Linked DNA regions of Mus musculus: region 2 is linked to region 1. Evidence: chromatin contacts called from ENCODE Hi-C or POLR2A ChIA-PET data. All regions are on one chromosome and are shown on one strand. Each heading gives the region's core, a stretch centred on a gene start or an enhancer-like site at or near the end of the contact. The rest is flanking DNA. Distances are from core to core; before and after follow the strand shown. Region 1 overlaps Casq2 (calsequestrin 2). Region 2 overlaps Vangl1 (VANGL planar cell polarity 1).

Region 1 (2,700 bases), core at 52-2,551:
TGTGTTTTTTAATTAGCCCACACTTTTAGTTCTGTTTGAGTTGATTATGAACTCAGAATGGGAAGATAAATGGGTTCAAGCAATAAAAAGAGTTATTGGAAATTCACTTGAGTCTGTCCTCAGACATGCTCTGAGGGAAAAAGAATGCAGTGTTTGGGTTCTTAATGCAAATCCTTTTAAGTATAAAATGAAGGGTTATCTGTGACCCTTCAGAGTGTTTGTGTAATGCTGAGAAGTTGCTTGAGCTCTCTCTGCCTCTCTTTATTAAGGACAGTAACCAGACGAATCTTCTAATCTGCTGTAAGAATTAGCTGTGATAACATGGAAGGCATTTAGCATTGTACTCCAGGCATGCAAGAAAGTGCTCAACCCATATCAGCTTAGAGGGCTCAGTACTGACTACACAGCACCGTCCAGGCAGAACCAGATGGACTCCCAGAGATCCTAATGCAGGAACATCAGAGCATAGTTTCAGCTTCACACATATTTCTAGGCCTCTGAGAATAGCAGATCTTCCTGGGCTGAGAAACAGACCACTTTTGCAATGGACCACATCCCTCAACTCCTTGGCTACTTGAAAGTTTTGGCATTGAGACCTCGAAGGACAATCACTTCCCTAAGAGTTTGCTTGAGCTTTGGCTGGGCTTGGGTGGGTGGAACACAGCACAGCCTGCTTAGTTTTGTGAGGGGAGAAAATTATATTGAGGCCCTGCTTTATAGACTGAATTATGCATCCCCAAAATCATGCATTTGAACACAAGGCCCTTTCAGATGATAATTACAGTGAAATGAAGTCATAGTAGCAAGACTTTAATTTGACAGGACAGGCATCCTTTCAGAAGAGAATTACCTATTTACTACTATATATCTATCTTCATCATCATCTATCTCTATCAGTTATCTGTCTGTCTGTCTGTCTGCCATATGCAAACAGAATGAAAAGCCACCAAAAAAGCCCTGAGCAGGAACCAACACAATTGGCACATTGGCATTAGACTAAACTGTGAAAGGCAGATTTTTACTGAATAACCCACCCAGACTGAAGCATTCTGCTGTGATATGAATGTGAGTATCTTCCAAGACTTATTATGTATTGAAAACTTGATCCCCGATGCAGCTATATTTAGAGGTGGGGCTTTAGAGGTGACCAGATCGTGACGTGACTAACCTCATCTTGGCTTGTTCTGAGTTCACAACTGTGTGGACTCTCAGGAGACTAGAAAGTAGGTCACTGGAGGGAGGGACACTAAGGGATAGTTTGGAATCCCGATCCCTCCCTTGTTCTCTGTGATTCCTGACTGCAGTGAGGCCAGCAGCTGCTCCCATGGTTCCCTTCTGCCATAGCTCCAGCTGCAGGCTGTGGAGGCATCAGACCTTAAGCTAAAACCAATGATATTGTAAGCTGAAGTAAAATCCCCTCTTTTCAGTTGTTTCTCTCAATTATTTTGTTACCTAACACAGCGTGAGGCACCTTATGTGCCCTGTAAACTCCACTGCCCAGCACAGCGAGGCAATGGCAGCTGCTTTGGCTGACCCGTTGTTCACCGATTGATTCAATAACTAAGCTCTGCTTTGTGATGAGCGAAGTGCTTGGAATACAAAGATAAGTAAACGCCTTGTCCCTTAAAGCCTGTATTTAGTGAAAGGATGGCCATGCAGTGAGTTTTATCAATTCAATGATGAGTGCTGTGACCACGAGTGTGCACCCAGTGCCGTGGGAGCAGAAGTGAGCAAGGCACTTCCAGGCACCTAGACAATGGCATAGACAGTAATAGCAATCATCCAGGCTGGGGCTTCATGGAAAGGACAAGCGTCGAGGGGAAGGAGAATGGATAAAGGCTTTGTTGTGTTGAATTTGAAGTTTGCAGCTTGAATCCAAGTGGATCAAACACCAAGGTCAAAGATGAAGGGTAGAGACCCACAGTGGAGGTCGTTAACACTCGGGTAGTGGTTGATGGGTGTGGATGCTCATGCCTGGAGACATGGATAGTGGGGAGAGACACAGTGAAATACTAAACCTAGAAGGGCAGCCAGAGGTGCAGAGAGGTAGAACTGGATCCAGCCAGGCAAAACTGAACAAACCCCCAAAGACCGGGGTAGGATCATCAAGATAGCCTCGATCTTTTCAAAACATGAGTCTAATGTCCATTAGTTTATTACTATTCCATAAAAGGACTGCCCCAGTTTCAAAAACAACACCACACAGAGTCTTCTCCATGTTAACAGATTTCAAAAATAAGTTAGGACACTTAGCAACTAACACTACCAAGCACACTGTTACTTTCAGACAATTCAAAAGGCACTTGGGGATTCTTTTCTTTTCTTTTTTTTTCCTTGGTGCCTCAGGGCATCGTGAACTCTTAATGGTCGCTGCCCTGGTCAACTGTGGGAGTGCTGATGAATGGGGAGAGTTAATTGACCAGTGGATAAAGCGATTTTAACTCAGAATGGGACAGCTCACTAGCGGGGACAGAGAGGGTGCATTCAGTTCCCAGCTCACTCTGGGCAGCCAGCAGACCCATTCAGAGACCTAAACGGTCTCCATCAGAAAAATGAAAAGCCTTTTATCCTTCAGCCTCTCTTACCACTGGTGAATATATGAGGCTTGGCAATTAATGGGATGTTCATAGAGCTAGATGACCCCCACTCATCATCCTAATATTCCAGAAATGATGGCAATGCCCACACATTTCAAGGCAT
Region 2 (2,700 bases), core at 113-2,612, 42 kb before region 1:
GGAAAACTGAGGTCATCAACCTGTGCAAAGTCACACATAGGAGAGCTGACTGTCTGACTTTGCACACAAAATGGGAAACCTTGGGCATGAGGACAAGTAGGAATGGGGAAAGCTGATGTCAGGTCGCCAAGGAGACACACTGGCTTTGGCCACTGCAGGGCTGCCTTGGTGCCCCTCTCCTTTACTGCTTATTGACCAGCTTGTGACCTCTAGGGCTCGGCCACTGTGGCTGGTGCCTTTTGTAGTTTTAAGACTCAGCAGCAGGGTGTCCTCCCACTGTCTCTGGAGGAAGACCACCCACGAAGTTCCTCTGGTACAGAGAGAGTACAGAGAGCCTGCTTCTCTTAGGTGGCCTGGGACAAGCACACCCCCGGGAATGTTTTGTTTCACCTTCTTTGTTTCTATGGGTGTCTTTGAACACAGTCAAAACCCACAGAGTGGCTTTTCATGTTGAATTTGTAAGAAAGACAAGTACAGGATTCTCTGTCCCGGCTTTGGTTTTCCTTTCTTCTCTTCTCGTCCCAAACTGTAGAGCGATATCATGTCCCAGATTTTTTTTTCTTTCCCTTCTTTCTTTTTTTCAGATTGAAGTTTAGATATGATACAGTATAGTGTTTGTCCAGTAAAACACGAATTAGTTTAGGCAAATGATAACCAAATCAACTGAGTAATTATTACAGTGAAATGTGTAATAATTTCTAAAGCAAGGCTTTAAAGCAAGGCTTTCTAAAACAAGGCTCTGAAAAATGTGACCGTTGTTGGTGGAGGAGTGGCAGTCTTTGTTTTGAAAATAGTTGGGAAATTTAAGACACTCTTACTCCTGGCAGGCTGTGGGGATGGGTAGGCATGGATGCGGTGTGAGGGGTGAGCTAGAGAGTAACTAACCTGGCATGAGTTTTGGTGTCTGATTATTGGATTATTTCCCCCCAGGGAAAGAACAAGAGAAAGACACAAATCACCAAGGAATAAAGATGGCAGAGGGTCAGAAAAGTCTGTCACCATCCAGGCTCCTGCTGGAGAGCCCCTGCTGGCAAATGACTCTGCCCGCACAGGCGCAGAGGAAGTTCAGGTAAGGCTCAAAGGCGCTGCTGTCAGCCAACTGCCACTCAGCCTGGGCTCCCGCCTGCGTGTTCCTGTCTTGTTGCACTAAGTTCTCTTGGGTTTTTAATCTTCGTTTTTCTAGCATTTTAATGAGTTTATCTATTTCCCTGGCTTTCTTGTTGGTCTAAGCACAACACGTCCTACCCTTGAAGAGCTAGGGAGTGGGGCGATCCTTTCTGCCCTGTGATTGGTTAGCCTCCTTTGAATGGTGTTGGAAAGAAGCCAGCTTGACTGATGACAGGTCAGAAAAGGGAAAAGTTACAGGCAAGAGTCCCTGGAGACTAATTCCAAAATGGAGCAGGACTGGAGAGGGCCGGAAACTCCCTCAACAACAAACAACCAAAACAAAACAAAACAAACAAAATAAAACAAAAAAAACCACAACAAAAACAAAACAAAAAAACCCAAAACAAAAACAAAACAAAAAAACCACTGAACCAAAAAAAACCAACAAAAACAAAACAAAAAATGCACCATCAGGGAGTGCTTAACAATGACTCCAAGAGCCAGCCCAGGACTCGGTATAAGAGAGAAATCAAGGGCTTGGCATTCAGATGGCAAGCATGGAAATCTGGTGACTGTGATAATACTGAGTCAAAGATGGGGCAGAAAGGAGTCCAGCAAACTTTGGAGTTAGTAGCGGTGGTCTTTGGGGTACACAGGTTGGGACTGGACAGATCTGGAGACTGGATTTCCTCTGTCAAGATCCAGCAGCTTCTGTGGTCCAGCCTGCAGCCACTCAGGACTGTGGTCCAGCCTGCAGCCACTCAGGACTGTAGGAATTTGGGGTTGCCAGGCCTTGCATGTTTTAGTAATATTAGCATTAGGACTTCAAGCGGAGTCAATCAGTTTTAAAATATCAACACTTTATTACTTAAAAAATAAAAGAAAGTTGTGTGGGATTGCCTTCGAGTCCCAACTGTTTGGCAGCCTCGTTGATTTAAATAAATGTGTGAGCTAGACTCAGAAGTATGTTTGCACTGCCCCCCAACCTCCATCTCCTGAAATGTTACATGCCCAGCCTTGCCTCATATAAACAAAGCAATGAAGGAATACACAGCTATAAAGATACAGGAACAGAGATAAGCATGTATCCATGCACACCTGTAGGAACCCACAGAGAGGCATTTGTAATCAGTTAGGAAGACTGAACTACAGTCCCTCCAAGGATACAGATGCCACTGAGACTCATAGCTGTGCTTCTGCACTGAATGTGGGGTTTGTTCAGTGGTGAGCAAATTCCTCTAATGTCGTCGCGCTGCTTGCTTTGGTTCTAGGAAGGCAGATGGATGGATAGATGGATGGATGGATGGATGGATGGATGGGGGATGGATGTGGTCAGTCTTAGGACTGGATCATTCTTAAAAGCTTCACAGGTCAGTTTCCTCCTAGAAGTGTATTCGGGGGTGCTAGTAACCCACTGTGAAAAGCATTTCTTTCTTTGTCCCCTGAGTCCCCTGGGAAGCTGTTGCTGCTTACAGCAGGATGGTGTGATGAGGAAGCCTTGGGAGGTTGTGTGTTTCAGCAGCTCTGTCAACTTGGTAATTAAACTTTTGTTGTCCCCAGCTTCTGAGACTCTAAGGGATGAGACTCATCAAG

The links. A loop is a pair of places that touch in the nucleus more often than their neighbours do. ChIA-PET counts read pairs that join two places held with the same protein, here RNA polymerase II (POLR2A).
Region 2: a map of left cerebral cortex shows a loop between it and region 1 (1.9-fold over the local background). The contact joins two enhancer-like sites. A Hi-C loop is called at or near these places in 2 of 37 maps with a recorded cell type or tissue (heart and left cerebral cortex). POLR2A ChIA-PET finds 5 or more read pairs at or near these places in 4 of 5 experiments (Patski and embryonic stem cell).

Annotation. Positions count from the first base shown.
Region 1 is chr3:102,145,937-102,148,636 of GRCm38, reverse strand. Casq2 (calsequestrin 2) reads right to left here. Exons shown (of 11, transcript NM_009814.4): 11 at 2,123-2,700. Among named protein-coding and RNA genes, the nearest start is that of Gm16160, 57 kb to the left of the region's middle. Within about 2 kb of position 1,301, at least 1 of the 3 ENCODE cell types and tissues checked has a DNase peak (open chromatin) inside an H3K27ac peak, as active enhancers do; it is heart, where a contact is called at or near this core.
Region 2 is chr3:102,187,778-102,190,477 of GRCm38, reverse strand. Vangl1 (VANGL planar cell polarity 1) reads left to right here. Exons shown (of 8, transcript NM_177545.5): 3 at 931-1,069. Among named protein-coding and RNA genes, the nearest start is that of Gm16160, 15 kb to the left of the region's middle. Within about 2 kb of position 1,362, at least 1 of the 3 ENCODE cell types and tissues checked has a DNase peak (open chromatin) inside an H3K27ac peak, as active enhancers do; it is heart, where a contact is called at or near this core.